Regions from separate parts of the Homo sapiens genome. Here region 1 is linked to region 2. The links are chromatin contacts, found by Hi-C or POLR2A ChIA-PET in ENCODE. All regions are on one chromosome and are shown on one strand. Each heading gives the region's core, a stretch centred on a gene start or an enhancer-like site at or near the end of the contact. The rest is flanking DNA. Distances are from core to core; before and after follow the strand shown. Region 1 holds the start of ORMDL3 (ORMDL sphingolipid biosynthesis regulator 3). Region 2 holds the start of PNMT (phenylethanolamine N-methyltransferase).

Region 1 (5,926 bases), core at 1-2,500, 260 kb after region 2:
GAGATCAATAAACTAACAAAAAGACTGGCAATGAGGAAACACTCTTGAGACTTTCGTGTGACTATGGATACATATCACTTCCATTAGTAAAACAACCAACTGGCCCCTACCCTAGATGGGGAGAAACAGAGAGAAGAGGCTGGCAGAGGTCGACTAGGTCTACAGGAGTTGAGCCGAAAACTTCTGCTGCCATAGCTGGCAGGTGGCTGCTTAGTGCTGGGCCCTGATGTGGTTTCATAACCTGCCTCAAACCAGAGCCTGCAGCAACTCTGTTGTGTTAACCACTTTTTTGCTGGTAGCTCTTTCCCCCTCCTTCCCGCCCCACCCTCTTGGCTCCACATACAAATATCCGGGCCCAGCCAGTATGCCAGACACTCAAGCCAAGGCTGAGCACCACCAGGGCAGCCACCAGGTGAGCCCTTCCCATTCCCTCCCCCAGGAAAGAGCAGCCCTCACAACAGCAAACCTCCTGTCTTCTGGAAGAGGAGCACAAAACATCCAGGCCTGGATGGGGACCCCAACGGGGAGTCCGGGGCAGCACGTCACAATGCCATGTCCATTCCGCCCACCCCCCAAGCTGCAGGACCACAGCTGATAACCTCTCAACTTTGGCCCAGCCACCCCGACTGGGGGAGGGCGGTAGGAGCGGAAAGCGAGTGCCCAGGCGAACCCGCACTAAGCACAGGAGAGGAGGAGCGAAGAGGCGGAGTCCTCACTGTTGTTGGGGTTTTCTGAGTGAGACCTCGGGTGCGGGGCCGGGGGGAGGGGTCCCGCTCTGTTCCCCAGCCTGGGTCTTCGCACTCGGAACCCGGTCCGGTCCGGGACCCCACAGCCATCTCCACGCGTTCACCCAGCCCTGGAGGCAGCCAAACGTTTATCCCCGAAGCCGAGCCGCTCCCCGCCTCCCACCCCTAGCCGAGGCGCTCCTCCCGACGTTCCACCCCCGGCCTCCCGCTCGCACTTTATTCCTTGGCCACCTCCCCAGCCGATGCACCCCCTCGGCTGATGCACTCCCTCCACCCCCCACTCCCTCTGCCCCCGTCTCTCCAGCCCGGGGCGCCTCCCCAGCAGCCCCCACCTTCTCTCCCGCCCCTCCCGTAGCCCTGGGGCCTCTTGGTTCCTTCCGGGCTCACCGTGTGGGGCCGAAGATCAACGGCCCGGGAACGGTTCCCGGGAGCGGGGGCCGCTGCTGCTCCAGCAGCTGTAACAACCCGCGGCTGCAGCCTCCCCGCTGGCAGCTCCGGCCGAATCAGCGCTCCGCGCCGGTCCCCGTACGTCACCGCCCCGCGCCGGCACGCCCGACGCCTTCTGGGAGTTGTAGTTTCTTCCGCTGGCTCCGGGCCGGCCCTCCCGACGCCTCCTGGGAGTTGTAGTTTTTCCTGGGCTCCGTTCCCGGCCTCTTCGGGGACGCACGGTTGGAAGTTGTACCGTGACGTGATGGTCAGATCGGATGATAGAATTTTGGTGCGTAACAATTCCAACTTTTGCTTCTGTGCCCTTCAAGTGTATTTTATCCGTGCCCCAGTTTTGCAGATGAGGAGACTCGGACTTGTAAGTAACTTTCTGTAGGTCTTTGCTGGGTCCTAGACTGGATCGAAACCCAAATATTCTGACCCCAACTGCAGGATTTTTCCACTGCACCTGGCTGCCTCCGCCCTGGCCCCAGATTGGCTCCTCCAGAAACAGACTAGCCCGGCCCTTTGCCCTGCTGGGCCCTCCTGGGAGAGCGCTTTTCACAACATTGGCTGGGATGAGGGTCTGGAGGGCCCGGAACGGAGCCTGCCTTCTCCTTCTCAGTCACGCTTGGCCCAGGCTGCCCCGGACCGGGCCACATCCTTGGCCGCCCCGCACCTGACGTGAGAAGAGGCTACGTATCATAGATTCCTCCATCAGTAGTAAGGAGCCTGAGTTTCTGTCTCAGGTCAGCTTGTGTGGCTTTGAATGAGAGGCTCTGGTCTGCAGTTTTCACATCTGCATCGTCTAAAGGCAAGGGCACAGACTTTACTGCCTGGTAGACATGGGGTAGGCCCTCCTTTATTGGCAGTGTGACCCTGGGCAAATTACTTGTCTTAATCTCCAATTCCACACCTGTGAAACCCCACCTCCAAGGTTGTGGGAACCCAAAAGAATGTATGTAAAGCACCTGTTGCATTGTAGGAATCTACTTAATATTACTGTAGGAGGTTGAACTAAATGGCTCTTGAGGTCTCCTCGGTTACTCCCATTCTCCATGTCACCAAGAGGTCTTGTCTGGGTAGTTTCAACTCCTTACCCAGCTTCTTTCTAAGTCCACTCTATGCAGGGCAGGGCTGGAATAGCAAGGTCAGATGATGTCATGGCATGCCAACCTGACTCTGAATGGCAGTTCATGGCACCCTGAACTGAAAGTGAGGGAACAGGAAGGAAAAGGCTAGCCCAGGGAAACTGCGGAGCACTTTACTCGGACTACACCTACCTTTCCTTCCCCAGGGGGCTGCCAGGAAACAGTTGTCACACAGCTGGAGTGGGACCCCCAGAGGCACTTAGTGGTCACCAGGCAGGTGGGTATTTGAACCACCCAGAGCAGAACAGGCAGCTTCTTCAATATTTCCAGGGCCAATGGCCCCAAAAGGGCTCATTCCAAGATCGAAATAATCATCTGAGTCTGAAATAGCTCTGCCTATGTCCTGTGGAAGTTTCTCCTGGTTTGTGGAGGTGCCTTTCCTTATAGTCATCTTTCTGCAGACATAAGCAAACCCAGTGTTGTTCTTTTCACAGAAACCTCCCCAGCATTAAGGCAAGAAAGGTGTCTCTGTTTTTTCCGAAGTGTGCCTGCTTGACTCCTTTGATTTTTCTCTGGGATTCTTCATCCTCCATCAAGTTGATCGATCCCTCTGGATCTTGGTCAGTTTCCTGACATCTCTATGAAGTTCAGTGACCCAGACTGAGTCCACGTCTCAAATAAGGTTCTGACTAATGCAGAGTCTAACAGAAAGATTACTGAACATGTCATGCACTATTAATAACTCCTGTTATCGAGGATTTTTTTTTCACAATAGGAATGAACAGAGTTCTGACTCACTCTAGGTTTGTGGTAAATTGCAGATCACTTTCTGCTTTATTTAGCGGGAGTCCCTGTTGTCATCTTTCTCCTTCTCTCTTGGCCCTCATAATTATCATATCTTCCCCAAACGTTCTTCAGCTGTGAATAGCCCTAAGCACTATTCAGAGTGAGTGACAGCTCTCTTATTTCGTGCTGGGGGACATACAAACCCTTGGACAAACACTTGTCACTGTGTGCCAAGAAGCTGAAAAATTCTTCTTGCCTCAGAGCCATAATTACACTTTTGGTAGCATATTCTAAGGAAGTCATCCCATGTACAGGAAAAGCTGCAATGTGTCAGGATGTTCATTCCAGCAATATTTATAGTAGTGAAAAACTGAAAGCAACCAAATGCCCAAGAAAAAAATTACAGTATATCCACTGGATGGAATAGTATGAAGCCATTTAGGACAGATTGTGAAAACCCTGTGGCAGTATGGGGAATGTTTGCTAAGTTATATGAAAAGATGAGGACACAAAATAGCATAACATACATTCCCCAGGGATATAGTCAGCAAAGTCTAGAATGAAGAAAATTAGGACAAACACCCAATTCCCTTAACAAATAAAACTGGGGCCAGGTATGGTGACTCACGCCTGTAATCCCAGCACTTTGAGAGGCCAAGGCTTGTGTCCAGGAGTTCGAGACCAACCTGGACAACATGGTAAAACCCCGTGGTCTACAAAAAATACAAAAATTAGTTGGGCATGGTGGTGTGTCTATAGTCCCAGCTACTCAGGAGGCTGAGGTGGGAGGATCAATTGAGCCCGGGAGGTCAAGGCTGCAGTGAGCTGTGATCGTGCCAGTGCATTCCAGTCTGGGCAGCAGAGTGAGATCCTGTCTCAAAAAAAAAAAAAAAAAAAAAGGAAAAAAAAGAGGGGGAGAGACTTACAGATTAAAATAAATTAAATGATATATCAACTAAAAGTCTTATTTGGATCCTGATTCAAGCAAACTGACTTTAAAAAAAAAAAAAAAAAAAAAAAAAAAAAGGCCGGGCATGGTCACGCATGCCTGTAACCCCAGTACTTTGGGAGGCCAAGGTAGGCGGATCACCTGAGGTCAGGAGTTTGACACCAGCCTGGCCAACGTGGTGAAACTCCGTCTCTACTAAAACTACAAAAACTAGCTGGGTGTGGTGATGGGCGCCTGTAATCCCAGCTACTCAGGAGGCTGAAGCAAGAGAATTGCTTGAACCCAGGAGGCAGAGGTTGTAGTGAGCCAAGATTGCACCATTGGCACTCCAGCCTGGGTGACTGAGCAAGGCTCTGTCTCAAAAAAAAAAAAAAAAAAAAAAAGATTTTATTAAGTTATCAGGCAAATTTGAATACTGACAAGGTATTCAACGATATTAAGGAATTCTAAATGTTTAGGCGTGATATGGAATTGTGGTAAGGTTGTTTTTTTAATTTAAAAAGTCCTCCATGGCTGGGCGTGGTAGCTCATGCCTGTAATCCCAGCACTTTGGGAGGCTCAGGCAGACAGATCACCTGAGGTCAGGAGTTCGAGACCAGCCTGGCCAACATGGTGAAACCCCGCCTCTACTAAAAATACAAAAATTAGCCAGGCGTGGTGACAGGCGCCTATAATCCCAGCTACTTGAGAGGCTGAGGCAGGAGAATCGCTTGAACCCAGGAGGTGGAGGATGCAGTGAGCCGAGATCGTGCCATTGCACTCCAGCCTGGGAGACAAGAGTGAAACTTCATCTCAAAAAAAAAAAAAGTCTTCCTTGGCTGGGTGCGTTGGATCACACCTGTAATCCCAGCACTTTGGGAGGTGAGGCAGGCAGATCACAAGGTCAGGAGTTTGAGACCAGCCTGGCCAGCATGGTGAAATCCCGTCTCTACTAAAAATAGAAAAAAATTAGCCAGGCATGGTGGCACGTGCCTGTAATCCCAGCTACTCGGGAGGCTGAGGCAGGAGAATTACTTGAAACTGGGAGGCAGAGGTTGCAGTGAGCCGAGATCATACCACTGTACTCCACCCCGGGTGACAGAGAGAGACTTCGTCTCAAAAAAAAAAAAAAAAAAAAAGTCCTCCTTTCAGACATACATACATACTAAAATATCTGTGGATGAAATGATACAGTGATTGCATTTGCTTCGAAATAATCTGGACTGGGAACCATAGGGAAATAATAAGATGAGCCATGAGGTGATAATTATGGAAGCTGTGTGATGAGGACATGAAGTTCCTTATATTATTTTCTATACTTTTTTTTTTTTTTTTTTTTTGAGACAGAGTCTCACTCTGTCACCCAGGCTGGAGCACAGTGGTGCAGTTTCGGCTCACTGCAACCTCCGCCTCCCTAGTTCAAGAGATTTTCCTGCCTCAGCCTCCCGAGTGGGCTGGGATTACAGGTGCACGCCACCACATCCAGGTAATTTTTGTATTTTTAGTTGAGACAGGGTTTCACCATGTTGGCCAGGCTGGTTTTGAACTCCTGACTTCAAGTGATCTGCCCACCTTGGCCTCCCAAAGTGCTGGGATTACAGGCATGAGCCACCACGCCTGGGCTATTTTCTCTACTTTTTTAATGTTTAAAACTGTTCATAATAAAAAGTCTAAACCTGCATATACGTTAATGATTAAGATAAGCCAAAATAGAGCAGCACTGGTAACATCCTCTGGCACCAGACTGCCAGGGTTCAACTCGCAGCTCCTCTAGTTACCAGCTGTGTAACCTTAAGCAAGTTACTGAACCTCTCTGTGCTTCAGTTACCTCGTTGCTAAAAGAATTGGCAAGTGACACTGGTGTTCGGAAAAAATAAAGTAAATGAAGATGGCGATGATCATGATAATACCCTCCTCATGTTGTGGATATTAAATGGGTCAGTAAATGT
Region 2 (3,523 bases), core at 1,024-3,523:
GAGCTGCTGGCCATGGCTGCTTTGTAGTTTGCCCAGAGTTGGGGGCTAGGGGAGGGGGGAGCCAGAGGCCAGGATGCCTGAGCCCCCTGAGTTCCCAAAGGGAGGGTGGCAGAGACAGTGGGCACTAAGGGTGGAGAGTTGGGGGCCAGCACAGCTGAGGACCCTCAGCCCCAGGAGAAGGGACAAAAGGTACTGGTGAGGGCAAGAGGTGCCTGGGAGGAGTGGCCCTGATCCAGGAAAATGTGAGGGGAATCTGGAACGCTCTAGGCAGAAGAAGCTGGGAGGGAGGGGGAGGTGAAAAGGGCAGAGGCAAGGATGGTGGGGCCCCCAGCACCCTCTGTTAGTGCCGCAATAAATGCTCAATCATGTGCCAGAGTTGCATCTCTTTCCTTGTGGTTGGGGGGGCTGGCCCATGGGTGTCCCCTCAATGCCCACTTCTGGGACCAGGCTCCGCATCTGAGCTAAATATGGCAGAGCTAATGGGTACACCCCATACTTGGGGTGGGGGTGGGGGCAGGACAGAGCTGTAAACAGGGTGCTGTCTCCAGTCTCCTTCCCGTACCCTGACCGCTGCCCAGTCCTGGCTTCTGTGTCCAGCCCCCTGGCACTGGGTGGTAACCAGCAAGCCAGCTGGCATCCGCATCCAGGGTTTGTTTCAATGATGTCTCGTGGAGAATATGGAGGGGCTGGTGCCAGGACTGTCCTTGGCTTTGCCTCGGGGTGTGAACGGGGTCAGTGACCTCTAAAACTAACCTGCCTCTCAGTTCTGAATCCAGACAGAATCAATCCTCAGCTGTGTCTCGCTCCACACCCCCTGCCCTGGAAGCCAGGGAAGGTTGGAGGTGCTAGGGGGTCAGGCTCCCCTCTGTGACCCCTGCAGCTGTTGTGGTGACTCATGTCCCAACCTAGCTGCCTCTCCCAAGGAGACTTTCCCCTGGGGACAAGGGGGAGGGAATGGCATGGAGGAGGCCCACATCAAGCGGGGCCAGGAACCCACGGTGGCAGGAGCTGGGCTGGTGACCTACCCAGGGCAGAAGGGCCCGGGACTCATCCAGAGGGGAAGGAAGGGGTCTTCAGGAAGACCACGGAGATGCCACAGGCAGAATTGGCTTCCCATCTGGGAGATAGGTGGGGAGACCCTGGCATTTTGACAGCCAGAACCTGGGGTGCTGAGCAGAATCTTCATGCCTGGCCTGGCCGCTCCTTCGGAGGGAAGCTGGAGGGTGGGCTGCGAGAGGAGTGGGGTCAGAGCCCCTACATCCGCAGGACCCCAAATCGGCTGGGCCCCAAGGCCCGGACTGCGCTCCCCGGTGGCCCCGGCGGCCCTCCGCGAATGCGTCCTGCCCCTCCCCTGCCCAAGCCCTCTGCCCTCACCCGGGTCCGGCGCCGCCCCCGAAGTGGCGGGAACAACCCGAACCCGAACCTTCTGTCCTCGGGAGCCCCCAGATAAGCGGCTGGGAACCCGCGGGGCCCGCAGGGGAGGCCCGGCTGTTCCGCCCGCTAAGTGCATTAGCACAGCTCACCTCCCCTATCGCGCCTGCCATCGGACGGGCAGTGCCGCGCCCTGCTCTGGGGCCCCCGGAGCGACCACAGCGGAGGCCGGAACGGACTGTCCTTTCTGGGGCGGGGTGGGGAGGGGGTGTCGCTGGAGGGCCCGGTGGCATAGCAACGGACGAGAGAGGCCTGGAGGAGGGGCGGGGAGGGGGAGTTGTGTGGCAGTTCTAAGGGAAGGGTGGGTGCTGGGACGGGTGTCCGGGAGGGAGGGGAGCCTGGCGGGGTCTGGGGCCTCGTCGCGGAGGGCGCTGCGAGGGGGAAACTGGGGAAAGGGCCTAATTCCCCAGTCTCCACCTCGAATCAGGAAAGAGAAGGGGCGGGCTGCTGGGCAAAAGAGGTGAATGGCTGCGGGGGGCTGGAGAAGAGAGATGGGAGGGGCCGGCCGGCGGGGGTGAGGGGGTCTAAAGATTGTGGGGGTGAGGAACTGAGGGTGGGGGGCGCCCAGAGGCGGGACTCGGGGCGGGGCAGGCGAGGCGGAGGGCGAGGGCTGCGGGAGCAAGTACGGAGCCGGGGGTGTGGGGGACGATTGCCGCTGCAGCCGCCGCCCCACTCACCTCCGGTGTGTCTGCAGCCCGGACACTAAGGGAGATGGATGAATGGGTGGGGAGGATGCGGCGCACATGGCCCCGGGCGGCTCGGCGGTCAGCTGCCGCCCCCACAGCGGACCGGTCGGGGCGGGGGTCGGGCGGTAGAAAAAAGGGCCGCGAGGCGAGCGGGGCACTGGGCGGACCGCGGCGGCAGCATGAGCGGCGCAGACCGTAGCCCCAATGCGGGCGCAGCCCCTGACTCGGCCCCGGGCCAGGCGGCGGTGGCTTCGGCCTACCAGCGCTTCGAGCCGCGCGCCTACCTCCGCAACAACTACGCGCCCCCTCGCGGGGACCTGTGCAACCCGAACGGCGTCGGGCCGTGGAAGCTGCGCTGCTTGGCGCAGACCTTCGCCACCGGTGAGCGGGGGAAACTGAGGCACGAGGGACAAGAGGTCGTCGGGGAGTGAAAGCAGGCGCAGGGAAATAAAAAGAAGGAAAGGGAGACAGACCAGGCGCCTAACAGATGGGGACCAAGAAACAAGAGATAGCTGAGAGGTGCAAACAGAAGAGAAAAAAGAGCAACATCCCTTAGGAGAGGGGCAGAGGAGAGAGAGGTGGAGAGAGGGGGCGGAGAGTGCTCAGAATTGAGAGCTAAGGTGGGGGATGCAGGACAGACTGAGGTGGAGATGCATAGGAGGAAATGGAGGCAGATGTGGGACAGGGGTGAGAAACTGCCAGGATTTCCTCGCTGAGCCTGGCTGGTAGGTATAGTTGTTTTCTTTCTTTTTCTTTATTTTATTTTCATTTATTTACTTATTTTTATTTTTTATTTGTTTTGAGACGGAGTTTCGCTCTTGTTGCCCAGGCTGGAGTACAATGGCGCCATCTCGGCTCACTGCAACCTCCGCCTCCCCGGTTCAAGCGATTCTCTTGCCTCAGCTTCCCTAGTAGCTGGGATTACAGGCATGCGCCCCCATGCCTGGCTAATTTATTTGTATTTTTAGTAGAGACGGGACTTCTCCATGTTGGTCAGGCTGGTCTCGAACTCCCAACCTTAGGATCCACCCACCCCGGCCTCCCAAAGTGCTGGGATTACAGGTGTGAGCCACTGCGCCCGGCCAGTAGGTATAGTCTTCTAGATGTGAAACCTGAGTCTCAGAGCGGTGAAGTTCCCTTCCGAAGGGCAGCCCATGTTGGAGCTGGGTTCAGTCTAACTCTGGGGCCAATGCTTTTTCCAGATGGAGACACATTTGCAGAGGAGAAGGAAGAACTAGAGAGAGGCAGGGAGATGCAGGGGAGGGAAGGGTAAGGAGGCAGGGGCTGCCTGGGCTGGCTGGCACCAGGACCCTCTTCCTCTGCCCTGCCCAGGTGAAGTGTCCGGACGCACCCTCATCGACATTGGTTCAGGCCCCACCGTGTACCAGCTGCTCAGTGCCTGCAGC

The links. A loop is a pair of places that touch in the nucleus more often than their neighbours do. ChIA-PET counts read pairs that join two places held with the same protein, here RNA polymerase II (POLR2A). Pooled maps may share reads with other maps.
Region 1: a loop to region 2 is called in a pooled map, with 3 times the contacts of the local background. The contact joins the promoter of ORMDL3 here to the promoter of PNMT in region 2. A Hi-C loop is called at or near these places in 1 of 168 maps with a recorded cell type or tissue (gastrocnemius medialis) and 6 of 50 pooled maps. POLR2A ChIA-PET finds 5 or more read pairs at or near these places in 3 of 52 experiments (CD4-positive, alpha-beta T cell, GM12878 and HepG2).

What each region holds. Positions count from the first base shown.
Region 1 is chr17:39,926,351-39,932,276 of GRCh38, forward strand. It overlaps ORMDL3 (ORMDL sphingolipid biosynthesis regulator 3), which reads right to left and starts at 1,251. Exons shown (of 4, transcript NM_139280.4): 1 at 1,134-1,251. It overlaps LRRC3C (leucine rich repeat containing 3C), which reads left to right and starts at 1,382. Exons shown (of 4, transcript NM_001195545.2): 1 at 1,382-1,464. LOC124903999 (a long non-coding RNA gene) reads left to right here and starts at 370. Exons shown (of 2, transcript XR_007065750.1): 1 at 370-412; 2 at 578-652. RefSeq lists enhancers at 505-1,115, 1,116-1,727.
Region 2 is chr17:39,666,180-39,669,702 of GRCh38, forward strand. PNMT (phenylethanolamine N-methyltransferase) reads left to right here and starts at 2,274. Exons shown (of 3, transcript NM_002686.4): 1 at 2,274-2,498; 2 at 3,450-3,523. The coding sequence starts at 2,297. It overlaps TCAP (titin-cap), which reads left to right. Exons shown (of 2, transcript NM_003673.4): 2 at 1-375. RefSeq lists enhancers at 1-326, 327-1,064, 2,498-2,657 and a silencer at 2,108-2,357.